Regions from separate parts of the Homo sapiens genome. Here regions 1, 2 and 3 are each linked to region 4. A link is a contact called in ENCODE Hi-C or POLR2A ChIA-PET data. All regions are on one chromosome and are shown on one strand. The core of a region is the stretch at or near the end of the contact, and the rest is flanking DNA. Distances in the headings are between cores, read along the strand shown.

The links. A loop is a pair of places that touch in the nucleus more often than their neighbours do. ChIA-PET counts read pairs that join two places held with the same protein, here RNA polymerase II (POLR2A). Pooled maps may share reads with other maps.
Region 1: a loop to region 4 is called in a pooled map, with 3 times the contacts of the local background. The contact joins the enhancer-like site here to the promoter of PARL in region 4. A Hi-C loop is called at or near these places in 3 of 168 maps with a recorded cell type or tissue (MCF 10A, dorsolateral prefrontal cortex and posterior cingulate gyrus) and 12 of 50 pooled maps. POLR2A ChIA-PET finds 5 or more read pairs at or near these places in 2 of 52 experiments (both activated T-cell).
Region 2: a pooled map shows a loop between it and region 4 (9-fold over the local background). The contact joins the enhancer-like site here to the promoter of PARL in region 4. A Hi-C loop is called at or near these places in 1 of 168 maps with a recorded cell type or tissue (endothelial cell of umbilical vein), 1 of 37 single-sample maps with no recorded cell type and 14 of 50 pooled maps.
Region 3: a loop to region 4 is called in a map with no recorded cell type, with 2.0 times the contacts of the local background. The contact joins the enhancer-like site here to the promoter of PARL in region 4. A Hi-C loop is called at or near these places in 1 of 37 single-sample maps with no recorded cell type and 2 of 50 pooled maps. POLR2A ChIA-PET finds 5 or more read pairs at or near these places in 1 of 52 experiments (activated T-cell).

The regions. Positions count from the first base shown.
Region 1 is chr3:183,512,433-183,519,350 of GRCh38, reverse strand. All of the region lies in intron 2 of KLHL6 (kelch like family member 6), which reads left to right. Among named protein-coding and RNA genes, the nearest start is that of KLHL6-AS1, 33 kb to the left of the region's middle. RefSeq lists enhancers at 235-735, 2,742-3,021, 5,929-5,978. Within about 2 kb of position 3,075, at least 8 of the 41 ENCODE cell types and tissues checked have a DNase peak (open chromatin) inside an H3K27ac peak, as active enhancers do.
Region 2 is chr3:183,379,323-183,386,175 of GRCh38, reverse strand. MCF2L2 (MCF.2 cell line derived transforming sequence-like 2) reads left to right here. Exons shown (of 30, transcript NM_015078.4): 3 at 6,765-6,853. Among named protein-coding and RNA genes, the nearest start is that of MCF2L2, 46 kb to the left of the region's middle. Within about 2 kb of position 4,900, at least 4 of the 41 ENCODE cell types and tissues checked have a DNase peak (open chromatin) inside an H3K27ac peak, as active enhancers do.
Region 3 is chr3:183,575,967-183,582,044 of GRCh38, reverse strand. No RefSeq gene overlaps it. Among named protein-coding and RNA genes, the nearest start is that of KLHL6, 23 kb to the right of the region's middle. RefSeq lists a silencer at 830-1,124 and an enhancer at 1,795-2,044. Within about 2 kb of position 1,969, at least 6 of the 41 ENCODE cell types and tissues checked have a DNase peak (open chromatin) inside an H3K27ac peak, as active enhancers do.
Region 4 is chr3:183,881,349-183,887,832 of GRCh38, reverse strand. PARL (presenilin associated rhomboid like) reads left to right here and starts at 2,953. Exons shown (of 10, transcript NM_018622.7): 1 at 2,953-3,111. The coding sequence starts at 2,987. MIR4448 (microRNA 4448) reads right to left here and starts at 1,033; the gene lies at 948-1,033. It also overlaps the pseudogene RPSAP31. RefSeq lists enhancers at 2,504-2,733, 2,774-2,823 and silencers at 2,773-2,923, 3,034-3,193.

The sequences.
Region 1 (6,918 bases), core at 1,826-4,325, 370 kb after region 4:
TGATTTTTCATTCCTTTCTCACTGACATCAACAAGTCCCCAGTCCTACCTGATTCTGGTCATTGGTCCTTGCAGGTCACTTTGCATTCTCTCTGTCCTGTTTGCAAAGCCTCTTCAGGTCTGGCAATCCTCTCAGCTACATCTGTGCCCCTCTCAAGACAAAAGACACTTCCATTCCCTCTCCTTTACAAATCCAGAGCTACAGGGGACGTGGAGCAACTGCCACAGGGCCCCTTTGTCTGGAAACAATACACTCTCATCTCATCTGCTGCTGCCATACCGGACTGCTGCTTTTCTGCTTTCAGCTCGGCGATCAAGGCACATGTTCTTTTGTTCTCAGATTCACAACCTATAAGGGACGTTTAGCATCCCCCTCACTCTGGAGATTTGGCCTGGGATGGGAAGCAAGGCATCATCTCGGGAACCCACCCCTGCTTCTCACTCTGTTGTTAGACAATCTCTCTCTTGTCCCTCTTCCTTGCCTGGGAATCTTTATTGCCTCCAGGGTGGGAAAAGCTGACTCTTGCTTTGTCATCCGTTCTCTCACGTCTCCTGTTTTGGTATAAACTTTGTACCCAGACTCTTTAGGACTCTGGCTTTTGAGGCTGGAAGGGGTAGGTTCTTACCACTAACTGGTATTTCTTTCAAAACCACTTCTCTAGTTTAAGTTCTGAAAGTCTATTTAGAAACTCAAAAGCCAAGAATTATCTTCTTTTGCCTGCTCTATCACCCCTTCCCTGAGTAAGCCTGTGCTCGGTTGCTGCCTATAGGTTGTAAAATACAGGAAGTGGGGTGTGGGGTTTTTAATTGTAATGAAAATCCATATCGCTACCAGATTCTGACTTTAACTGCTCCCTAACTACCACAAATTACTAAGCATGTTCTAAGTGCAAGGTGTTTTGTGAGAAGCTGTCAGGAGAATATAAAGATTAAAAATGTGGAGTACAGATCACATTTTTGTAGCAATTTTGTCCCCTACATATCCCATTTGATGTTGACCATGTCTCTGTGGGCGAGCAGGCTAGGTAGAACCATCAGTGTGAGCCTGCGAGGTGAGTTTTATGTTCTTAGCACTTTCCAGATGAGAAAACTAGCTGAGAGAGAGAGAGTGTTCAGCTCATCAAGTGGTGGAGCTATGGGTGGAATTTTCAAGTAAACCCAGAACTTCCAACTCCATATATCCACTTCCCTCCACTATCCCTGAAAGATTCTCAATGAGCCTCCAGGCCATTGGGCAAACCAAGTAGAGCCCAGGGCAGAAAGGAGGGGACATTGAATTGGACCTCATAGGATGGTGGCAGTAGGATTGGGAGAAAAGTATTCCAGGCAGAGAGAACCTGGAAGTGGACTTGTTTCAGCCTTCTCTACCCACCACCCCACCTATTGCAGCTGCCTGTGTTCACGGGGCTGCTTCTCAGCACTTGTCTTCTGCTTCCATTCCTGCTCCTGTGCCCTACGCACACACACACAAACCACACCCTGAGCATCAATCATGTCCGAGATGCAATCATTCTACTTAATCTTTACAACAGTGTTTCTCCCTGGTCCTTACCTCATTGCTGGGCTGAATCACTGAGCCCCAGCCATGCCACTTGCCCCTTGAATATGTGGGTCACATGTATTGCCTGTTGTGCCCTGCTAGCCTGCTGGGGCCACCACCGTCTTCTCTGGAAACTCAGGGGCTGTTTGCTGATTGAACACAATTGTAAGCTTGCCACACTGCTGGTCTTTTCCCCAGTCCACTTCCACAGTTGCCTCAGTCCCTCAACACCTGCCCTGCCTTAGTGAGCAGGTCTTTTGCAGGTCTTAGTTCCTTCCTTTTCTGCCCACTCCATGAGGCTTCCAGGAACCAGCAGGTTTCTCAGCCAAGTCTAGAGCAAGGACTGAAAGGAGTGGCTAGAGGGAGCAGAGAATGCCCCTCCTGGGGGACTGTGAGACATACTGCCACGGGAACGGAGCTGGAGCATCGCCCGGGAGAGGGGAAGAGAGGTGAGGATGGAAGATTAGAATCAATGGTAATTCACAAATTTTTAGCATGAAGACCCCTTTTAAACACCAACACAGACCTCACAGGAGAGGAACTTTACTTTTAGTGTCTATTGCTGGAGAAGAAAAGTTTTGACAAAAAATTTACAATTGTCTGGGCACAGTGGCTCACACCTATAATCCCAGCACTTTGGGAAGCCAAGGCAGGCAGATCACTTGAAGCCAGGAGTTCGAGACCAGCCTGGCCAACATGGCAAAACCCTGTGTCTACTAAAAATATTATATAAAAATTAGCTGGGTGTGGTGGTGCGAGCCTGTAATCCCAGCTACTCGGGAGGCTGAGGCACAAGAATCACTTGAACCCGGGAGGTGAAGGTTGCATTGAGTTGAGATCACACCATGCACTCCAGCCTGGGTGACAGCATGAGACTCTGTCTCAAAAAACAACAACAAAAATTACAATGAATTCAGAAATACTTTGAAATAAATTTAAATGTTATTAATCTCATCACACCTTCACACATGCTGATTTGTCGGAGCTGAAGGTAAGAATATCAATGTCTTTATAGACCCTTTGCAATAACGCCAAAGCCACTTGGACACCATGATCAACAGAATTGCTGATGTGGACTAAAATAGGACTTCAGTGATTCTGAAGTGGATTTGAAGGCACCTTGAGGGAGACATGGAGTCACATGGGTGAAGTCCCCTAGGACCTCAGATTTTGGAGAACGTCATGGGGAAGCAGAGGAGGGGCAGTGGAGATGAGGAACAGGCAGTGCTTTCTCTTGGAGGCAGACACTTCTTGTGGGAACTGCAGCCACGTCTCAAGTGGTTTCTTTGATTGTATTTTTAGTCTCCTCATTTGAGAGTCAGGTGGCTGGCTGCAACCTTTTGCTCACATGTCCCCCCAAACAGGAAGCTGGCTGTCTTTTGCCATTATCTGTCATCTCTCAGCTCTGACAAACAAGTTCATGTGTCATCGGGACAGGCCGAGACAGAAAATTTACCTTGAAGTCTTGAATAATCTTGAATGTGAAGAAGCAAAAGCATATTTAAAAGAAACCCATTTCTGGTTCCCATGATTGCCCTGCGCATCATCAGTTTCCCAGCCATTGGTTGGGATCATGTGATGTTGCCCTACACCCCTCACACTAAAAGTGTTTATTGAAGTATATTTTGGAGGAACTTAGGCAACTTGGAGATCCCCCACCTGCCTCTGTCCTCATAAAGCCTCTTCAGACTCTCCTGGCATTTTGTTAGCTCAACAATGCAACAAGTTACAAAGGCACCACGATGCTGACTGGAGCATCAACTGTACTGCCTCCTAGCAGTGTGAACTTGCATCGCTCTTTGAATTCTCTATTTGCTCCTTTATACAAATGCTAATTCTAACACCTTCCCTTTTTTACCTGTTAAATAAAATACACTTGTTAAAAAATAAAATTTATTTGTTAAGTGAAATAATGACTGGGAATGTGTCTAGCACAGATCTTGGTGCATACTAAGTGATAAATATGTCCTTCCTCTGTCCCTCTTTCTCTTCTTTTTCCAGACTTTCTGCTAGATGCTGCTAGAAATAAATACCCAAGTATGACCTAGAAGCTGCTTTGAGATGCTTGTCTCAACTGACCTTAGTACTCTGGGTGCTCCACAAAAGGGGAAAGCAAGGTGCCCAGTGGAGCACAGAGGAGGGAGGGATTCCATGTTGGGGAATAGGAGAAGCCGTCAAGGAAGAAGTAGCTTTTAAGAATGAACTTCATGAATAGGTAGGATTTCTCTACAATTCTTCTTTTCCTTTTTATTTTTAGTTTTTTAGAGACAGAGTCTTGCTCCGTCACCCAGGCTAGAGTACAGTGGTGTGATCATGGCTCACTGCAAACTTGAACTCCCAGGCTCAAGCAATCCTCCCTCCTCAGCTTCCCAAGTAGCTGGGACTATAGGCATGCAACACCACAACAGGCTAATTTTTACATTTTTTGTAAAGACGAGGTCTCACTATGTTGCTCAGGCTGGTCTTGAAATCCTGGGCTCAATTGATTCTCCTACCTTGGCCTCCCAAAGTGCTGGGATTATAAGCTTAAGCCATTGTGCCCAGCCCTTAAACAATTATTGACCCAGAATTTTAAATGTCCAGAGGTGGGGTTCCAAGCACCGTCTAGTCAAGACTCTGGCTCTCTTCCTCTCTGGATCTTTTGACTTAGCTCTCTCTCTTGTGTTGGTTTTGTACTTAGGTGGAAGGATACCAGGGAGTAACTCACCTGTCCCCTGCCAACTAAGTTCCCAGAAAAATGCCACATGTGCAAATGTTCACATACTATTGTAGGGGTTCACAGACTTTCTGGATCGATCCATTGATCCCAGATGTAATAACTCTGAATCAAGAAAATAGCCCTGGCCGGGCATGGTGGCTCATGCCTGTAATCCCAGCACTTTGGGAGGCCGAGGTGGGCAGATCACTTGAGGTTAGGAGTTCGAGACCAGAATGGCCAACATGGTGAAACCCCATCTGTACTAAAATACAAAAAAATTAGCCAGGTGTGGTGGCGTGCCCCTGTAGTCCCAGCTGCTTGGGAGGCTGAGGCAGGAGAATCACTTGAACCTGGGAGGCAGAAGATGCAATGAGCCGAGATCGTGCCACTGTACTCCAGCCTGGGCAACAAGAGAGAGACTCCATCTCAAAAAAAAAAAATTAAATTAAATTTAAAAAAAGAAAGAAAACAGCCCTGTGTGGATAGAGTCATGGCTATAATATTTATGTCTTCCTTCTTCTTGAGGTAAACTTACAGGGGGATTTCTCTGTTGAAAATGGGGTGAGCTATCCTGAGTCTTTCCTTAAAAAGTTGGGCTCTGGAGTTGGGCTTGTCTGGGTGAGGCGCGTAGGATCATAACAGATGGTGATGATGAGGAAAGGCAGCTCAGGCCGAGAGATGGCAGGAGCGTGGAAAGGCACTGCAACAGGGCAGCTCCAGGACTGCTTGGAGGAGGTGAGGAGATGGGTGCAATTGTGGCTAGAGTTCTGAAAGGGAGGTTCCTGGTGATGACTGACAGCCAGATTGTGGAAGATTGAAGGGGTGGGGGTAGGACTGTCCTTGGTTTCAGGCAATGGAGTCCCTGGACTCTGGTCCATAGCATTTATCTCAAGTGTCCTTCCACACTCCGTGTTGTATTATTTGGTTAGCGTCTGCTGCCTCCACTGGTCTGTCGGCTTCAATGAGCGCAGGCGCTTTGTCTCTGCTCACCTCTGTACACCCAGCACTAGTTGGGAGCCTCCTACATAATATTAATAGATGCTCGCAGCCATAAAAAAGGATGAGTTCATGTCCTTTGCAGGGACATGGATGAAGCTGGAAGCCATCATTCTCAGCAAACTAACACAGGAACAGAAAACCAAACAACGCATGTTCTCACTCATAAGTGGGAGTTGAACAATGAGAACACATGGACACGGGGAGGGGAACATCACACACTGGGGCCTGTCGGGTGGTGGAGGGGAAGGGGAGAAAGAGTATTAGGACAAATACCTAATGCATGCAGGGCTTAAAACCTAGATGACGGGTTGATAGGTGCAGCAAACCATGGCACACGTATACCTATGTAACAAACCTGCACATTCTGCACGAGTGTCCCAGAATTTAAAGTAAAATAAAAAAAAAGAAATACATGCTCAATTCACATTCGGTCCATACACAGGTAGCTGGATGGATGAATTGCCAGGTGGAGTGAAGATCAATGCTTCTTCTAACAAATGTGAGCTTCAGTACTTGATTTGATTCTCCTCTGTGGTTTCCTTCTTTGCTCATCAACAGCCACCAAGCAGGAATAGGAACCGGCATCTTGTTGGCTAGTCCTTCCTGTGTCAGGGCAGATCAGGTCATCTGAGCTACCCAGTGACGTGTGCAAATGACGTTTGGCATCTGCCAAGCCTTTGTCCCCCACACACATTTTGTGACCTGCAGCAGCTTGAAATAGTATAAAAAACATGCATTTTTGGAATCAGAGATGACTGGTCCAAACTTTGCTTCTATCTTTTATTAACTGTAAGTCTCTGAGGAAATTACTTCTCTGAATCTGGTTTCCTCAGGGATGATAATAGATACCCTTTTCATGGCATTGTGGTGAGGATTGAGTAACTCTTACAGTTAGTATGTAGAGTCTGGCCTATAGTAAGTGCTCTTTTAGTGTTTACCTTTTATTTTCTCATTGCGTCCTTTAAAAATCACAATAATGTGTTTATTTTACGTATTTTTTCCTGAGTTTATAATGTTCATGCTCAGTATAGTAAAGTTGTCATACAACAAACTCTAAAAAAATTAATAACTTTATCTATAACCACTGCTAACATTTTGTATGTTACCTTCTAGTATTTTCTCTATAAATGAGAAAGTTGGTCTATTTTAGGTAGGTATTTCTTACACACAATTGGAGAGGATAGGAAGTGGTGAAGAGGGTAAAGTAATTCTCCCTTTCTTCCCTGAAATTGGATGGGAATTACAGTGTGAGCCACTGTGCCTGGCCTCTATGACTTTATTTTATATATATATTTATTTATTTATTTATAAAAATAGGATCATAGTCCCGGCCTGGTGGCTCATGCCTGTAATGCCAACACTTTGGGAGGCCAAGGTGGGTGGATCACCTGAGGTCAGGAGTTCGAGACCAGCCTGATCAACATAGAGAAACCTCATCTCTATTAAAAATACAAAATTAGCTGGGTGTGGTGGCACATGTTTGTAATCCCAGCTACTTGGGAGGCTGAGTCAGGAGAACCTCTTGAACCCGGGAGGCGGAGGCTGTGGTGAGCCAAGATCATGCCATTGCACTCCAGCCTGGGCAACAAAAGCAAAACTCTGTCTCAAAAAAAAAAAATATCATAATGTACATAATATGATTTGTGAAGTGCTTTTCTCATTTTATCTGCAAATATTTCAGT
Region 2 (6,853 bases), core at 3,651-6,150, 500 kb after region 4:
CAAACCCCAGTTTTTCATCTGTAAGAAGAAAAGTTTCACTCAGCATGGTATCTGACTACAAGGGAACTTAGCCTCTGAGACTTGTTGGTTTGTTTTTTAAATTGCATAACGAGGTCTGACGATAGAAACTCTTGGTATTGGATCAGTGGCTCAATGACATTAAGGCTGACATCTTTATGATTCTCTTGATGTTTTCTTCTTATTTGTCAACTCTTGATTCAAGGTGGCTGCTGCAATTCCAGACATTAGGTCAGTGTCCAAAGCAGGAAGAAGGAGAAGGAAAATGCTGGCTTCTTTGGTTCTGTTTGTAGAAACTCTTGGCTGCCTTCTGCTTATGTCTCATTCCAGAATTCTGTCACACAGCCATTCCCTGGCAGCAAGAGAATCTCAGAAGGCAAGCATTTAGCTTTCTAACTGCCACAGGAGACGGTGGTCAGGGAAAAGGGGACTGGGAGTGAATTAGCCATCAATCAACGTTTGCCACAGCTCCTTTCCTTTAATTATAAGGAATTGTCCTTTTATATTTATCTTGATGGTTGTTTCCCACTTGGAATTATTGTGAACTGAATCTCTCTCTTTCACTTTCTCTCCCTCTTTGCTCCCTTTCTCTGCCTGTCTCTTGTGGCAGCTTGAATCCTTTTGAAAATAATTGATGAAGAAATCAACTGCTCAATACTCTTAGGCTTGTAGAGTCCCCAGTTTCACCTCATACACACCAATGAAGCCCAGGTTTGGTGGAGGGTAGGGCTCCCAGGGGTGAGTGGGAGGCTCCTAACTGAAACAATGGAAAATGTCAAACCAAGGAAGAGATCGGAGCCCCAACTCCTAGCTTACATATGGAGCTAGTGACCTGAAACCTGGGAGGTGAGAACCAAGGGGCGACATCTAGAGCAGGACTGTTTAATAGAAATACAGTGTGGGCCACACATGTACTTTAAAATTTTATGGTAACCATATTAAAAAGGTTAAAATAAACAGATACAATGAATTTTAATTATATATTTTAAATTTACCCATATCTAAAATAATATTTCCACATGTACTCGATATTCAACATTTTTGGGATTTTACCTTTTTTATTCTAAGTCTTTGAAATCTAGTTTGTGTTTTATACTTACAGCATATCTCAATTTGGACTGGTTCCATTTCAAGTGCTTAATAATCACATGTGTCTAGTGGCTGTTGGATTCGGTAGTGCAGGTGAGAGGGAAGGTTCTCAGTCATGTTTGACTGAATATCTCCTTTTTATAACAAATGATTTGTATTGCCCTCTGCCATCCTAACATAAAATTTATAGATACTATATCTGCAAGGGTGGGCTCAACAACTACAACGAATATACTCCAAAGAGTATAGAGCTCCAACTGTAACCACCCTAGGGGTTCACCTTGCCTGCTGCCCAGACAGAACCAGGGGAATTACAATAGAGAAAGAGTAATTCATGCAGAGCCGGTTGTGTGGGATACTGGAGGTTTGTTATTACTCAAATCAGTCTCACCAAGCATTCAGGGAACAGAGTTTTTAAGGATAACTTGGTGGGTGGGGGGAAGCCAGTGAGCCAGGAGTGCTGATTGGCCAGAGATGAAATCACAGGGAGTCGGACCTGTCTTCTTGTGCTTAGTCAGTTCCTGGGCGGGGGGCCACAGATCAGGTAAACCCATTTATTGATCTGGATGGTGCCAGCTGATCCATCAAGTGCAGGGTTTGCAAAATATCTCAAGCACTGATCTTAGGAGCAGTTTAGGGAGGGTCAGGACCTTGCAGCCTCCAGCTGCATGACTCCTAAACCATCATTTCTAATCTTGTGGCTAATATTAGTCCTACAAAGGCAATCTAATCCCCAGGCAAGATGGAGGTCTGCTTTAGGAAAGGGCTGTTACCATGTTTGTTTAAACTAAACTAAATTTCTCCCAAAGTTAGTTCAGCCTACGCCCAGGAATGAACAAGGAGAGCTTGGATGTTAGAAGCAAGATGGAGTGGGTTAAGTTAGATCCCTTTCACTGTCTCAGTCATGATTTTGAAAAGGCGGTTTCAAAACACACATAACAGAAATTAAGTTCTTACTCTTTTACCAGTTCTGCATGTATGTTCCTGGTCAGCAGACAACTTTTCTCCATGTGGAGGTTCAGGAATGAAGGCTCCTTTGAGTTTCTGGTTCTTATTGTTGTTATGCGTGTCTGGGGAGCAGACAGGCTAAGAGAACATGGAAGGAGCATAGTGCTTCTTAAAATTCTCAGCTCAGAGATAGCATACAGCACATTCCATTGACTTGAACTTGTCACAGTCATTTGAACAAACTTAACAGCAAGGGAAGCTGGGAAATGTAGTGTAGCTATATGCCCAGGAAGGGAAAACTTAGGTGAACAGCCACACCTACCTATGCACATATTTTTAAAAATTAAAAAATAAAATATAAGGAACTGTAAAGGAGGAATCAAAGGAAACTAATTATAGTAAAGTAACATATCTTTCAATAGTATGTATTTCCACATGCATGTCTAGCTACATGAGAATAATGAAAGAGGTGCTTGCCCCTCAATTTGGAGTCACCAAAAATGTGATGGGTGCAAATGCTGGGATGTGGTGGGGTGATCAGATACCTGGAGTGACTTTATTAAGATTAAAAAAAAACCTCTTGGCCGGGCATGGTGGCTTACGCCTGTAATCAATCCCAGCACTTTGGGAGGCCGAGGTGGGCGGATCACCTGAGGTCGGGAGTTAAGAGACCAGCCTGACCAACACGGAGAAACCCCATCTCTACTAAAAATACAAAATTAGCCGGGTGTGGTGGTGCATACCTGTAATCTCAGCTACTTGGGAGGCTGAGGCAGGAGAATCGCTTGAACCCGAGAGGCGGAGGTTGTGGTGAGCCGAGATCGTGCCATTGCACTCCAGCCTGGGCAACAAGAGTGAAACTCCATCTCAAAAAATAAATAAATAAATAAATAAAATAAATAAATAAATATAAAAATTCTTTATGATTATTTGTAAAAACAGAGTCTAGGTTCAGAGCATTTTAAATGGATTTTTCACTTAAATTAAGCCTCTGGTAAGACATTTGGAAGTCACGTAGCATGTGGGGCAATTCTTTGTTTTATTATGGAGAATGGGTCATTTAGTATCCTAGGCCCTGAGATTTCCAAAGTGCTTACCAGGGAATGGTTCTGCCATTTCCCCAGTTAAAACCTTGTGTAGAGGAGAAAGGGAAAATAGATACTGGAAGGCAAAGAGCAGTAGGAAGATGCTTTGCAACCTTCCCCATCATTGGTCTTTGCCATCTTCCTGTAGGATTTCCTGTATTCTCAATTCACCTGTGCATGAAGCCTTCATGCCAGCTATCACCAGGGCCCTTTCAGCAATCACCTTATGTACCCCAAGCGCTTAATGTTTTCTGCACTAAAACTATTTGTCTTTCACTTAATGAAAAGGTACAAAATCATAGTAGGAGGAGTAAAGTTTATTTTAAGTTATCATTTTACTTAGTACCAAATAATTTGGGGTTGTTTGTATTCCTTGCATTCAAGGAATGCACTGGACTTTGGAATAATTATTCTTTCTTCCTATTGCATTACCGCGTTTCCTCAGAAGGTGGCACTAGATGCCATGTTGTAGGTTGCCCCACAGTTAAGTCCAGCTCTGTTTCCTTGATGCTTCTGCCTCTTAAGACTAATATTCAACAGTAGGTGGGTGTGCACAGTTAACCTTAGGGCCTCTCTGCTGTTCAGTATTGGTAGTAACCAAGGTAGAAGAAAACTTCACCTTTTTTCATTTAGGTGAGGATGGCTTTAATACAGTCAACTATAAAAAGGTAAAATTGGCCGGGTGTGGTGGCTCAACGCCTGTAATCCCAGCACTTAGGGAGGCCGAGGCAGACGGATCAGTTGAGGTCAGGAGTTCGAGACCAGCCTGGCCAACATGGTGAAACCCCGTCTCTACTAAAAATACAAAAATTAGCTGGGCGTGGTGGCATGTGCCTGTAATCCCAGCTACTCGGTAGGCTGAGGCACAATAATTGCTTGAACCTGGGAGGCGGAGGTTGCAGTGAGCGGAGATCACACCACTGCAGTCTAGCCTGGGTGACAGAGCGAGATTCCATCTAATAATAATAATAATAATAATAATAAAAGGTGAAATTAAATGGCATAATCACATTCTAGTGAATATTTTAGGGTATTTCAGTTCCTTGAAATGTTTTAGCCAGTCCCTCAGCAAATGTTGATTATGCAATTACTACAGTGTTATAATGCATCTTAATTTAGCTTTTCAAAGACGCAAATTCTCTGAATGCACATTTCTCTGAAACTTCCCATAGTTGTGAAACTGCAAAGAGGAAGAATATTATTAGATGAAAGCTGTTAATATCCTCATCAGTCACTGTAATGAGGTAGTTCAATATACTTGTCTTGATAAACATCTAATCTGTAGATCTCATCTTTGGAAATTTAGAGTAAACATATAGGATTAATAAAGAGGTACCTTCTGTGGAGGGATGACTGACCATCCAGACAAATCTCACATGGTTTCGTTCTACAGCAATTGGTTTCTGAGCACCTAAGACCCATATTAACAACACTCACAAGAGACTCATGCAGAAAAACCACAGCGCTAACTTATTCTTTACATAATATACTTATGTTTGCTCAATAACACATTCCTTTTCTTGAAACAAGTTTACAATTTACTTGGAAAATCAGATTATAAACAGAAGATTCTTATCAGGCTTGGAGTCAGCACCAGAGAGTTGGCTGGATGATCTTACAGTGGTGTCATCAGATAGACTGGTAACGTGGGTTGGACTCTCAGAGTGGGCTGGCCCTCTCTCCTTAGAATAGCATTGGCTGTACACTGCCCGCCTTTGCTCCTCTGAGTCCTCCTCTTCTATAGTTTCTTCGTGGACCACACATCCTCATTAATCACACAGTCCCCACTAACCACACCCCACACTGATATGTGTGTCTCAGATATGTTGAATACATTCAGTCATTTGTAGTTGGCCTTGCCTTGAGAGCCATGATTCCTCTTCAAGTGGTTTCTCTTCAAGGACATAACTTGGGAGGTGCATGCAGCTTAAGCTCCTATACTACTGGCTAGGGCAGAGGTTCCCAAACCCTCTCAATTCTCTGCGCCTTAGCATCTCAGTCTTTTTTTCATGGCCCCCCTAGGCCAAAAGCAATAACTAACATGTCAAACAACTTAATATGTATCTATGTCCTAACAACTTAGTAGCTGTTTGAAAAAATAATACATATAAATTAAAATATTATTTTTTCTCTCATTTTTATTCTTAAATAACTACAACTATCTTAAACCTTGCAATCAAACTAGATATCACCACCTTTATGTCTTGTTCCACATTGATTTGCACACTGTTTTTGCTTTTTATTCCAGCAAGTACCAAACCCCCAGCTTTATAAAGATGCAACACCATCTGCAAGAATATAATGCAATTTGATGTTGAAGTTGGGAACTACCTGGGCTGGGCGTGGTGGCTCATGCCTGTAATCCCAGCAGTTTGGGAGGCCGAGGCGGGTGGATCACCTAAAGTCAGGAGTTTGAGACCAGCCTGGCCAACGTGATGAAACCCCGTCTCTACTAAAAATACAAAAATTAGCTGGGTATGGTGGTGCACGCCTGTAATCCCAGCTACTCACGAGGCTGAGGCAGGAGAATCGCTTGAACCTGTGAGTCAGAGGTTGCAGTGAGCCGATATTGCACCACTGCACTCTAGCCTGGGCGACAGTGCGAGACTCTGTCTCAATAAAAGGAAAAAGAAATAGGGAACTACCTCAAGTAGTTCATATGGTAGTAGTAGTGCATATGGTGTCTGACAGATGTCAACTGTCACTGTGTTTCCCTCAAAAATTTAAAACAGTCACAGTGCTCCCATGAATTTACTGTGGTTCCCTGCTTACCTGCGACACAGTTTGGGGACTGTGGGGCTAGAACTTAGTCAAATGGCTCCATGCAGCTGCAAGGGGACTGGGAAATAGAATCTATTGAATTTGGTGGTCTCTGCTCTGAATTAAATGTGAATTTTCATATTTTTACTTTCACAGGGATATCTTAAATTACTATTTATAAATTCTTGAAGGGAAGCTGATTATTGCTTCCTTGTAATAATAATAATTATAATCATGGTCACCATTTTTTGAGCAGTTTTATATAATAAGCACCCTGCTAAGGTGCTTCTCATTTGTGCTGTCATTTAATCCTCACCTTACCATGTAGGTACAAGCATTATTCCTATATAATAAAATGGTAGGTCATATATATCTATATATATACATACATATATATGTATATATAAATATGAAAGAAACACATTAAGTATCTTGCCAAAAATCATATAGCAACAATGTGGCAAAGCAGATTTGACCCAGGCTGTCTGATTTTAGCGTTAACTCTCTTAACCACCATGCAATATTACTTTTGACATTTACTGACTACAAAAATGAAGAGCAATATTACATATTTGTGTTGGCATTATTTACTATTCTACCTATGCTGAATAATTAAATCAGTATTTCCTTTTACACAGTAACTCTCTTCAAAGGATTCAAAAATTGAATTCTTACAATGCCATGGAGCCAGCATGAATGAGAAGAGAGACTTGTTCAAAATAACTGTGTTAACTTCTCCCAAATTCTAGTCTGAGATAATATAGGTAGGAAAAGAGGTGACCGATATTCTTTCGCCCAACTTCCCTGCAGAGGTGTGACAGGACAACATTTTGCTAACATTTTGACCACCTGTTTTTGTTGCAGGAGGCCGAGGGGAGGATGGCGCCCCCATCATCACGTTCCCAGAGTTTTCGGGGTTCAAACACATCCCAGATGAAGACTTCCTGAATGTC
Region 3 (6,078 bases), core at 720-3,219, 300 kb after region 4:
ACCTAAGTAGCTAGCACTATAAACCAGTAGGGCCAAACCACCTGCCAATTTGTAATTTCAGCAGTTTATTCTAAGCTTGGAAAAGCTGAGTGCACTTACCATAGGCCAGGCACCTGCAATAGAAAGGTTGGGCGGGGGGACAGTTTCCACTGTTTATGGAAGATGACGAAGAAAGTCATTGTGCTTGATTTTCATTGTATCATCATCAGAAAAGCAAAAGCAAAGAGTCAATGGCTCTTTGAAATGGCAGCTGTCTTTCAGGAGGATGAACATTAGAGAAAAACAGCTATGAAGTCAAGGCCTCTGCTCAATGAATAAATAGCCCATTTGTTCCTTGAAGGGTTTGCTTGAAGGCCAGCCTGGGTAACTTGGGGAGGAGGAGCTGAATGGCTCATCTGAAATCCTAAGGCAAATTTGCACTTGGGGGTTGGTGGTGACTGAAAAGATGGGAAAGGAGAAGGAGGGAGAGACACAAGCAGGGCCAGGGTGTCCTGGGTAGGGTATGGGTAGTGAGATATGTCTAGTTCTGGATGTTTTTGCAAAGGGACTTTTTTTTTTTTTTTTTTGAGACGGAGTCTTGCTCTGTCACCCAGGCTGGAGTGCAGTAGCACGATCTCAGATCACTGCAACTTCCACCTCCCCGGTTCAAGCAATTCTCCTGCCTCAGCCTCCTGAGTAGTTGGGATTACAGGCACACACCACTATGCCCAGCTAATTTTTGTATTTTTAGTAGAGACGGGGTTTCACTATGTTGGTCAGGCTAGTCTCGAACTCCTGACCTTGTGATCTGTCTGCCTCGGCCTCCCAAAGTGCTGGGATTACAGGTGTGAGCCACCACGTCCAGCTGCAAAGGGACTTTTGAGAATGAGTCGTCTGAGGAGTGTCTGAGCTGGTGCGGGGCAGCTCCCTCGTTCTCCTCACAGCAGCAACCTGCAAGTGAAAGGGCTGGTCCTGCTGAAATAACACCAGCGCCTAGATAAAGGAACAACCGTGGGGACAGAATGGAGACCCTCAATGCAGAGGAGGCTGGGACTGAGAGCTGCAGGAGCTGTGTGCACAGTCCTCCCTGCCCTGCCCCATTTGCAGAAATCTCAGGGAGAGTCCTGGACTTTCCACAGGACACAGGAATGGGATTGCAACCTGTTTTATCTAGACCTTAAAGGAGCAGAGCTACTCCAGCTGACACCAGGCCACATTTCAAGTCAGGTTTATTGAATGATGTGTTGGAGGAAATGCTTAAGATTCTGCATTTTCCTTATGCCTGAACTCTGAACCATTACCAGTTTATGGACATATGGAGGTAGTTGAAGTCAAAGGATATAGAGATTAGCTTATTTTAAGATAGTGAGTGACTAGGATGAGGGGATTTGTTGACCTGCTTCTTGAGAAAAGTGACTTATTGGGAACTTAAGCTCTGAGGCACTCAAAGGCCAGTAGACTGCACTTCCTGAGTGATAGAACTTTGGCAAGTTGTCGGAACACTGACCTTGATACTTATCCAGGGAGGCGCAGCGCCTTAGTTTCAAACCGCACGACTGGAGACTGCTCATTTTCCATTTCTGTACTGCCGAGAGCTTGGTGAAGTCACAGGTTTTGAAGAGTTACAGAGTTATTTGGAGGAAATAAGTTGCAATCTTGGAAGAGATTTGAGGAGTTTGAATCATGCTTAAGTTTCTGTGGCTGCCGCCGGAATCTTAGGAAATGATTTCCATACAGCTTATTAATTTCCCAGAAAACTGGTTTCCCTAGTGATGAGTGTTAATTTACAAGACCTGTAATGTAACTGCATGGATGGATTTTGCACCCAATGAGTGGGCCACGGAGTGGGTGGCAGGGCCCCCCTGTGGGAGTATGCTGAGGGGGCGGACTGGAATTAAAATCGGTCCACTGAGCTGTGTACCCTTGAGGGAGGCTGCATCTGCGGGGGAGGAAGGGTTGCCGTTTTCGTTTTCTTTTTCTTTTTCTTTTTTTTCTGAGATGGAGTCTTGCTCTGTCGCCCAGGCTGGAGTGCAATGGTGTGATCTCGGCTTACTGCAACCTCCACCTCCTGGGTTCAAGCGATTCTCCTGCCTCAGCTTCCTGAGTAGCTGGGATTACAGGCACGAGCCACCATACCGGGCTAATTTTTGTATTTTTAGAAGAGACGGGGTTTCACCATGTTGGTCAGGCTGATCTTGAGCTCCTGACCTTGTGATCCGCCCGCCTCAGCCTCCCAAAGTGCTGGGATTACAGGCATGAGCCACCGCGCCTGGCCAGGGGTGCCTTTTTCTAACACATCCACCTGGAGGTACCTTCCCCAAATTTGCCCAAGGGTGGCATCTAAGCAGGCAATTGAAGGACCTTAGTAAATGATGCCACATGAGGGTAGGCATCATTGTCCCCCTTTGGCCATCCTGACATGGTAATGGGGGTGGGAAGCCCCTAAGCAGGTACCCACATAGAGAGAGGCCAAGGAAAACTTGGATGTACCTTCACATGGATCCCTCGAGATTGATCAGTTCTCAGTGGCTCTGAGAAAACTGAAATACTTTAGCAGATGTTATTTAACTTTGGAGAGCAAATTTCCGTACGTTTCTGAATTAACATGGGTTTACCTTATCAATGTATTGCATTTTCAAAGATAAAAATATATTATGCCTTTGGGAAGCTGAAGTGGGCGGATGACCTGGGGTCAGCAGTCCGAGGCCAGTCTGGCCAACATGGTGACACTCTGCCTCTACTAAAAATACAAAAATTAGCTGGGCGTGGTGGCGGATCACGAGGTCAAGAGTTTGAGACCATCCTGGCCAACATGGTGAAACCTCCTCTCTACTAAAAACACAAAAATTTGCTGGGCATGGTGGCAGGCACCTGTAGTCCTAGCTACTCAAGAGGCTGAGGCAGGAGAATCATTTGAACCCACGAGACGGAGGTTGCAGTGAGCCGAGATCGCGCCACTGCACTCCAGCCTGGCGACAGAGCAAGACTCCATCTCAAAAAAGAAAGAAAGAAACAAAAACCTAATTGAATTAGAAAAGCCACAATCGTTTCTCTTTAAATCGAGTGAGAGTACATACCTAATTATCTGTTGGGTGTACCCACATCCTGTTCTCACTTAGGATGAATTTTGGAGAAGAGCAAATTTAAAATTATTAGTTATTAAAATGAGAGGCTAATAATATCTAGACAACAGGTGGTACTCAAAGCACTTCTTGGTTGGTTTATGGAGAGCTCTGCGGCTTAGAGAGGAGGACCGTGGTCACCAGTTGAAGTGGGATACTGAGACATGTGATGGCTTAGAGAGAATCCAGTTACCTACAGTTCTTCATCATCGAGATGACCCTTGTATACTTCAGACTCAACTTGTCTAAATGTAAACCCATCATCTCCTTCCTCAAACTTGCTCTGCCTCCTGCACCTTCAGTAAAGGATATCACCATCTGTCCAATGCCCAAAGTAGAAACTTGGATGTTTTCCTTGATTTCTCCGTTTTTTCCTACCTTGTCCCTTGCTCCCCAGGTTGCATCATTTACCGAATCCCATCAGCTCTACCTTTTAAATATTTCTTGAATCCATTCACTTTCCTCCATCCCCTCAGCCCCTTCCCTATTTCAGAGCTCTGTCTTCTCTCATCTGTGGGCAGCAGGAAGCAGCTTTCTGATTTCCTCACCTCTTGTCTTACCTCACTTCAAGCCATCCTCCACACCATAGCCAGGGTAGATCTTAAGTGTACATCTGATTGTCACTGGCTTTCTTAAAGACCAGCGTCCTACACTGCCCTCCAGTTCATGCCCAGGGTCCTGTGGCTCACATATTCCTTCAGGAACAGGCTCTGGGACCTCTCCAGTTTTACCTGTTGGCCACCCCAACCTCCATGCCACAATCAGCTTCCTTTAGATCTCTGAATGCCTCTTGCTCCCTCTTCCCTCTAAGCATTTTCTTTTTTTCACGTTGGTCCCTTTGTTTAGAATGCTTAACACTCTCCTATGTCTTTCAGCTTTCAACTTAGATGTAACTTCCTCCATGAAAGCTTTCTCTGGCTTCCTCGAGTCTAGGTCAGGTTCCCCTGTTACAGGCTCCCGGAGCATCCAGTATGCCCTCCATCACAGCCCTCACTCTGCATCATCTCTGCCGCCTAAGTCCCCAAAGAGACGATGAGACGCTTGAAGGTGGGGCTGTGACCGTCTCAGTGTTACGTCTCCAGCAATTACTGTATATATGGCTGGTACTCAATAAGTATTTGTCTATAATTGAGAGTCCACAATGAATGATTGCCCTCAGAAAGATTTGGTAGCAAATAGATTACGATTAAAAGAATTTTTAAAGGCATTTTTTTCCAACTTCATCTCTCTTCTTCTTTGCAGTTCGATCCTGCAAATGCTGTAAAGTTTTGACAATGAACGCATGTATGGGATAGCCTGGTATGATAGAAACAACTCCAGGCTTGGAATTCTAACAATGGCCAACATTTGTTGAACTCTCTATAATATGCCAGGCTATGTGCCAAACCCATTACATGCATTAACTTCTTTAGTCCTCCTAATAGCTCTGTGGGATAGCTACTCATCTTCATTCAACAGAGAGGAAATAGAGAGAGGCACAGGGAATCAGACCTCAGCTCAAATCCCTGCTCTGCCACTTACTGGCTGCATGACTTGGGTGAACAATCTCTCCCTCATTTCCTGAGCTATAAAATAGAGGTACTACTCGCTGATTCCTTGATTTGCAAATTTTAAGTTTTCTTATACCCCGTACATATCACACATGCATATTACATGGTGGCTTTTCATAGGTTAATTTCGAAGGCCACCGATACATTGCTGTGTATCAGTGGACAAATGACCTGCCACATGGTTTTGTTCCAGCCTGCCAGCCATTAGTTCAGCTTTAGCAGTGATCCTGTATGTGTGTTCAATTATTTAAATAATTGACTGTACCTTGCCCTCATTATATTATAAAAATGTGTGTAATGGAAATAAAATTCTGATACTAGTGATTATTAGAATAACTAACAATTATTGAGCACTGTGTCAGCGATGAAACTCTTGTCCCTCAGCTTCAAACTTGTCTCCCACTCTTCTATATTTGGCTGTGTGATGCAGGGGCTGGAACTCTGCAAACTGCATTTTTCCTTTGTCCCCTTCTTCCTGTTAGGCTCTATTAATAAAGGACCATTAGAGGGAGGTTGCAGGACTGGATGAGAAAGAAGGGACGTTTTCCCGTTGGCTTTCCATTTATTTCTGGTTGACTTCCTGTGCCTGTCACTATCATCCAGCAATGCTGCTTCTTCAGTCTAGCAGAAGCAGTTCAATCCAGCTTGCAGTTTTTCCAATTGGCAAAGCCAGCCTCATTGCATCTCTGAAGAGATGGCTGACAGCCAGCCGGTACCTCATCCTCAGAAGTCTGTGTCTCAGTCCCATGGGACTCCCCTCTGAGCTTCTAAGTCTTAATAACGGCAACCTCTTCCCTTTGTTCTCTCAGCCCTACAAGCTGCTTCCTGCAGTTTTTACCTCTGTGATAGCTTATTGTTCTCTTTTTGCTTTTTCAGTTACATCGTTCATTCTTTATTACCTAGCTAAGCATTCTCTGTGTTAAATTCTCACTGTTAAAACAACTCATCTGTTTTCCATCTCCTAACTGGACCCTGACATAAAGCATTTATCCAATTCACTTCATTCTAAGAATAATCCTAAGAATCTAACAATAATCCTAAGAAGTTGCTTATATCTATTTATCTATTGTAATTTAAAAAAATTTGTCATTGTTATTATTATTATTTTACAGATAGGAAACTAAAGGATACAGTGGTTAGGCAACTTGCCCAAGTTTACACAGCGAGAAAGTGGCAGAGCTTGGCTTTAAATCTACGCAGGCTAGTTCCAGGGCCCTTCATCTTAAACGTTAAGCCAGTGGTTCTCAAACTTAAGTGAGCATTACAATCACCTGGATGGTTTCTTTCTTTTCTTTCTTTTTATTTATTTATTTTTTTGAGATGGAGTTTCCCTCTGTTGCCCAGGCTGGAGCGCAGTGGCATGATCTCAGCTCACGCCAACCTCTGCCTCCCAGGTTCAAGCAATTCTCCCGCTTCAGCCTCCCTAG
Region 4 (6,484 bases), core at 1,704-4,203:
CAAACTTCAGCACAGCCCTCTGGCCAGTATTGCTAGAGGACATGACACTGACATCAACAGGGTTTTTAAAGGCAGCGATGGCACGAGCTGCCAGCAGAAACTTCTTGCTTCTCCCAGGTCCTCTTCAGATGTAGGATGTAGACGCCATCACTTTTCTTCTTACAGATGTGCTACTCCATTTGGAAGTCAAGGTTGGTACCACCTAAGTGGGTTCCTGCTGCAAGGAACTTAAGGACATCCTCCTCCTTCATTTGCAGGACATCAAGGGCTCTAGACATTGTGAAAGTTTCCCTTTAAGTTACAATGAGAATTGTAGGGACCAGCCCCACAGGGTCGGTGGGTCTCTCCCCACATGCAGAGACGAGAGAGCGTAGAAATAAAGACACAAGACAAAGAGATAAAAGAAAAGACAGCTGTGCCCGGGGGACCACTACCACCAAGACACGGAGACCGGTAGTGGCCCCAAATGCCAGGCTGCACTGATATTTATTGGATACAAGACAAAGGGGCAGGATAAGGAGAGTGAGCCATCTCCAATGATAGGTAAGGCCACGTGGGTCACGTGTCCACTGGACGGGGGCCCTTCCCTGCCTGGCAGCCGAGGCAGAGAGAGAGAGGAGACAAAGAGAGAAACAACTTACACCATTATGAGAGACTTTTAGTACTTTCACTAATTTGCTACTGCTATCTAGAAGGCAGAGCCAGGTGTACAGGATGGAACACGAAGGCAGACTAGGAGCGTGACCACTGAAGCACAGCATCACAGGGAGACGGTTAGGCCTCCGGATAACTGCGGGAAAGCCTGACTAATGTCAGGCCCTCCACAAGAGGTGGAGGAGTAGAGTCTTCTCTAAACTCCCCCAGGGACTACTAAGTAGCAGGTGTTTTTCCTTGACATGCTACCGCTAGACCACAGTCTGCTTGGCAACGGGCATCTTCCCAGACGCTGGCATTACCCCTAGACCAAGGAGCCCTCTGGTGGCCCTGTCTGGGCATAATAGAAGGCTCGCACTCTTGTCTTTTGGTCACTCCTCACTATGTCCCCTCAGCTCCTGCCTCTGTATGGCCCGGTTTTTCCTAGGTTATGATTATAGAGCGAGGATTATTATAATATTGGAATAAAGAATAATTGCTACAAACTGATGATTAATGATATTCATATATAATCACGTCTATGATCTAGATCTAGTATAACTCTTGTTGTTTTATATATTTTATTATACTGGAACAGCTCGTGCCCTTGGTCTCTTGCCTCGGCACCTGGATGGCTTGCCGCCCACAGAGAATCTAGAACAATGCCGTATGGGCCCCTCTCTGGGTTGTGTGGAAAAGGCGTGAATTTATTTTAGTTTTTCAAACAAGTCGTGCGCTGGGAGACATCACAAATGCTATTCTTTCTGAGGAACACTTCAATCCTCTTCTCTTGGTGACCTCTATCAGTTTCTCTGGGAAGCCTTCTCCCTGAGCCTCCCATGCCCCTTCCTTCAATTGGGCTATATCCCCCCTCTCTAGACTCCTACAGAGCCTTCTCCCCCAATACAATAGAATCTTTGTGAGGTCAGATATAGTGTCTTCTCAATTGTATCCCCAGGTTTAACATATCACCTGACACACTGTAGGTGCTTAATAAGAGCTTATGGAATGAATGAAGTGCTATTGCAGAGATAAGCATAAAGCGGTATGTGAGTACAAAGGAAGGGAATCTAAATTGGAGTGGAGGTCTGGGAAAGGCCTCCTGGAAGAGGTGACACTTGAGGCTGACCTGAAGGACAAGTCGGTTAGATGTTTCAAGTGGTGAGAACGGTAGCATGAATGCTCAGCAGTGGGAACGCGGATGGTGCCTTTGAGTAATGGCCAATGACTGTATGGCTGCAGCTAGGGTCGGGGGGAATGGAATGGCAGGGAATCAAGCTAACTGACAGGTAGTTGAGGGATGGATTATGAAAAAGTGAAAGCCCGCTTTTCATTTCAGGCTTGGATTTTGTGTTTATTTACTTATTTATTTATGAGAAAGGGTCTCACTCTGTTGCCCAGGCTGGCACGATATCGGCTCACTGCAACCTCCCGAGTTCAAGTGATTCTCCCACCTCAGCCTCTCGAGTAGCTGGGATTACAGGTTTGCGCCACCACGCCCAGCTAATTTTTGTATTTGTATTTGTAATTTTTTTGAGACGGATCTCGCTCTGTCACCTAGGCTGGAGTGCAGTGGTCCAATCTCGGCTCACTGCAACCTCCGCCTCCCAGGTTCAAGCAATACTCCTGCCTCAGCCAACTGAGTAGCTGGGATTACAGGCCCCTGCCACCATGCCCGGCTAATTTTTGTATTTTTAGTAGAGACGGGGTTTCACCATGTTGGCCGGGCTGGTATCGAACTCCTGACCTCAGGTGATCCGCCGGCCTCGGCCTCCCAAAGTGCTGGGATTAAAGGGGTGAGCCACCCCGCCCGATAGGCTTGGACTTTGTTAAAGGCATACAGAATAACACGAAGTGGTGAGATGCAGAAAAAAGTAGTAATTTAAGAAAACTTGGCTTGCCACGTTGGTTCCTCTAGGGACCAGCCCTGCAACTCCGGGCAAGTCCTATCCCCTCTGACCAGAGGCAAAGTGAAACAGTGATGACATCTACCTCTAGCAGTGCTGTGACGATTAAATGCGATCTTAGGCAAAGCGCCTGGTATGTGCCGTTACTCGAAAAAATGACAGTTGTCCCTCTTCGCTCTGGCCCCATCCTCCTCATCTGCAAATGCCGGGAGGCCGGGCCACTCTCGCAGGTCGCTCCCGGAGCCAGCTGAGCAGTGGGAGGGGAAGCGGTGGGACAGAAGGGCGCCAGCCAGTCGTCCGGGCACCGTGGCTGGTTCGGCTGCCGCTCAGCCGCGCGGGGGCGCTCTAGACTGCTCCTCGTGCTCTATGGTGTTGCCTTCGCCCCGGAAGTAGTTGCGCAGCTGGGGTTGGTAAGGTCGGGCCATGGTGGGGCAGAGGTTGGGAAGATGGCGTGGCGAGGCTGGGCGCAGAGAGGCTGGGGCTGCGGCCAGGCGTGGGGTGCGTCGGTGGGCGGCCGCAGCTGCGAGGAGCTCACTGCGGTCCTAACCCCGCCGCAGCTCCTCGGACGCAGGTAATAGCCGCCGCGCTCTGGTCTTCTCGCCTCTTGGTCCCTGAGCTCTGGCCGTGTATCCTCGGGGGCGGAGGCCGTCTGGGCCTCTTGTGCTGGCCCCAGCTCACCCCCTTCACCTTACCTGCCCCTTCTCTCTCCTCTCTCGCCTCCGTCCAGTCCTCGCTTCTCGCTCCCCTTGCCCAGCCCAGCCCCCCGCGAGCCTGCGCTTTCTCCTTTCCCATTGGGAAGGACGTGACTGGAAGGGGAACTAAGCTGAGGGTTCATTGCGTGCCACACTTCATAATCGCGAGTGGAAACTGTTGAGCCAGTTTCTGAAGTGAAGAAGTTAGTACAGCTGGCAGAATGGCGGTTTTTATTCTTTTTCCATCTAATTATAAAGGTTGTGTTCCATTACAACCAGTCGCCTTCTTTAGCTTGTGATCTAAGGGAGGACGAAGTCTGATGGAAGGTATCACTTTGTGTCTGGCAAAGTCGTAGGAGAGGCTTTATTGTTGAATTGAGACAGTGGAAGATTTCGTTTCCGGTTGATTTGGAAAGAAAACTGCCGAACCTTCCGAGTAGAAGTGTGAAGCGTATGGTTGATCAGTATTGCTGATTTTTGCATCACAGTAATTCATTTCTAATTTGAGAGAGAAGAGAGAAATTCCTCACCTGTTTAAGAATCTGATGTGCATTTGGCTTTGAAAATTTTCCTCCTCTTTTGTTCAAAACTTCATTCCTTCCAATTTCTGACTTGGTTAGATGGGTGCCTCGAATCCACCTGATTGCTGATAAGAAACATTGTTTATCAACACGTGGGATAGTCAGTGGTAAATAATCGAGGCTCTAATGTGGCGGAGCCATTGCCTAATCTCAAGGATCACCTGAAGAGTTTGTATGGATTTTATGTCCCAGGCCTCACCCCAGTCCTCCCAAATCACAATCAGGAGAGGGGTGGGTGGAGTGGAAGAACCTATATGTCCGACAAGCATTCCAGGTGAATTTTATCAGGGACTTGTGAAAACTTTACATACATTGTATCTTCATACACTAACATAGATCTGTCAGGCACTAATCTTAAACTCCTGGGGAGGTGGAAAATGAGGACAGATGGAGGTGGTAATCCCATTTGAGATTGCATGGTTTAAGGGGGAAAGAAAAGATTAATACTGGCCGGGCGTGGTGGCTCACACGCCTGTAATCCTAGCACTTTGGGAGGCTGAGGCAGGTGGATCACCTGAAGTTAGGAGTTCAAGACCAGCCTGGCCAACATTGCAAAACCCCGTCTCTACTAAAAATACAAGAAATTAGCGGGGCATGGTGGCGGGCGCCTGTAATCCCAGCTACTCGGGAGCCTGAGGCAGGAGAATGGCTTGAACCTGGGAGGCGGAGGTTGCAGTGAGCCGAGATCGTGCCATTGCACTTCATCTTGAGCAACAGAGTGAGACTCCATGTAAAATAAATAAATACTGTACGTGTATTAGGAAGCAACAGGAAGTGTGTTAAACATTTAAGATTTATGTACACATCACCGTATTGGTTTTAGGAAGGGGAAGCAAAAGAAAACTAATGAGCCTCTAGTAAAAATTGAGTATAAAGACCATTTGAAACAGTGAACCAGAAACACATGAAATGTTGAAGATTAGTATTTAATGTCTGAAAAGCTTGCCATTTGTATAGAAAGTTTGAAAATGACATTTTCGTGGTTGCATAAAAAATATACATGAGAATGTAGGCCTGAAATAGAGCATTTGCCTCTGGTAATAAGTTCTTAAAGTTAATAGTATCAGTTTACCTTATATATAACCTTTATTAGCTATATGTTGACTTCTTATGGCTTTGAAATTAGCGTGCAGAAGAATGACCCAATCCGTGTCATTTGATGTATTAATAATAGGCCTGAAGTGGGACCAGGAATTTGCATTTTACAAGCACTCTAGGTGGTGATACTAGGGTCTGAAAACTACTGCAGGCCCAAGGCGGCCCACCAGCCAAGAATGGTTTACATTTTTAAAGGATTGTAAAACAAAAATAGTAATATGTGACAGATTTCAGTAGTCCACAAAGACCGAAATATCTTCTATCTGGCCTTTTACACAAAAGGGGAAAAAAATCTTATTTGGGCTCCTTGTAAACTTTACTGTTACCAAGGTTTGAGGCTTGAAAGTGGAAACCTGTTTAATTTGCCAGTTATATGAAACTATCCAAGGGAAGAAAATAGTTGAATTGTAACACTTAACATTTTATATTTTTAAAAAACTTGCCGTTTGTATGGAAAGTTTATATTGAGATGATAGTCTCTCTCTTTCTCTCTCTCTCTCTCTCTATATATATGTGTGTGTATATGTGCATATATATGTATATATGTGTGTGTATATATGTGCATATATGTATATATGTGTGTGTATATATGTGTATATATGTGTGTATATATGTGTGTGTATATATATGTGTGTGTGTATATATATATATAAATATATATATATATATATATATAAATATATATATATATATATATATTTTTTTTTTTTTTTTTTTAGAGACATTGTCTTGCTCTGTTTCCCAGGCTGGAGTGCAGTGGCACGATCTCAGCTCACTGCAACTTCCGCCTCCCGGGTTCAAGCGATTCTCCTGCCTCAGCCTCCCGAGTAGCTGGGATTACAGGCATGCACCACCATGATGCCTAGCTAAGTTTTGTGTTTTTTGTAGAGACGGGGTTTTGCTGTGTTGGCCAGGCTGGTCTCGAACTCCTGGTCTCAAGTGATCTGCCTGCCTCTGCCTCCCAGTGTTGGGATTACAGGCTTGAGTCACCATGCCTAGCCTCAAAATATCTTTAAGTAAGATACTTGACATATTAGTCAATCGTATATATTATATTTTGTTTTAACTGACCATCTATTAACTCACGATGGGGTCAAGAAAATAATTTTGTTATGCCAGAGTTTATGTAGAATCCATCCTCCCGCCCAGTATCTTTTGTATTTTTTAGAGGCGAGTTGTTCTGTCACCTAGGTTGAAGTGCAGTGGCACTATCATAGCTCACTGCAGCCTCAAACTCCTGGGTTCAAGGGATCCCCCTGCGTCAGCCTGCCTGGTAGCAAGGACTACAGGTACACACTACCATGCCTCGGGCTCTATTTTGTTTTAAGTGGAATGAATCTAATCAATTGTGTGTGCTTAGACACATTTTGTCTCCATTTGAACATTAGGCCATTTCTACTTAATTTGTTCATACAAATCTTGAGTAACATAAACATTAACACTGACCTGTATATTTAAGTTGTATTGTCTTTACCGTTGCACTCTTAAAAACAATGCACAGGCTGGGCATAGTGGCTCACGCCTGTAATCCCAGCACTTTGGGAGGCCGAGGCGGGTGGATCACCTGAGGTCA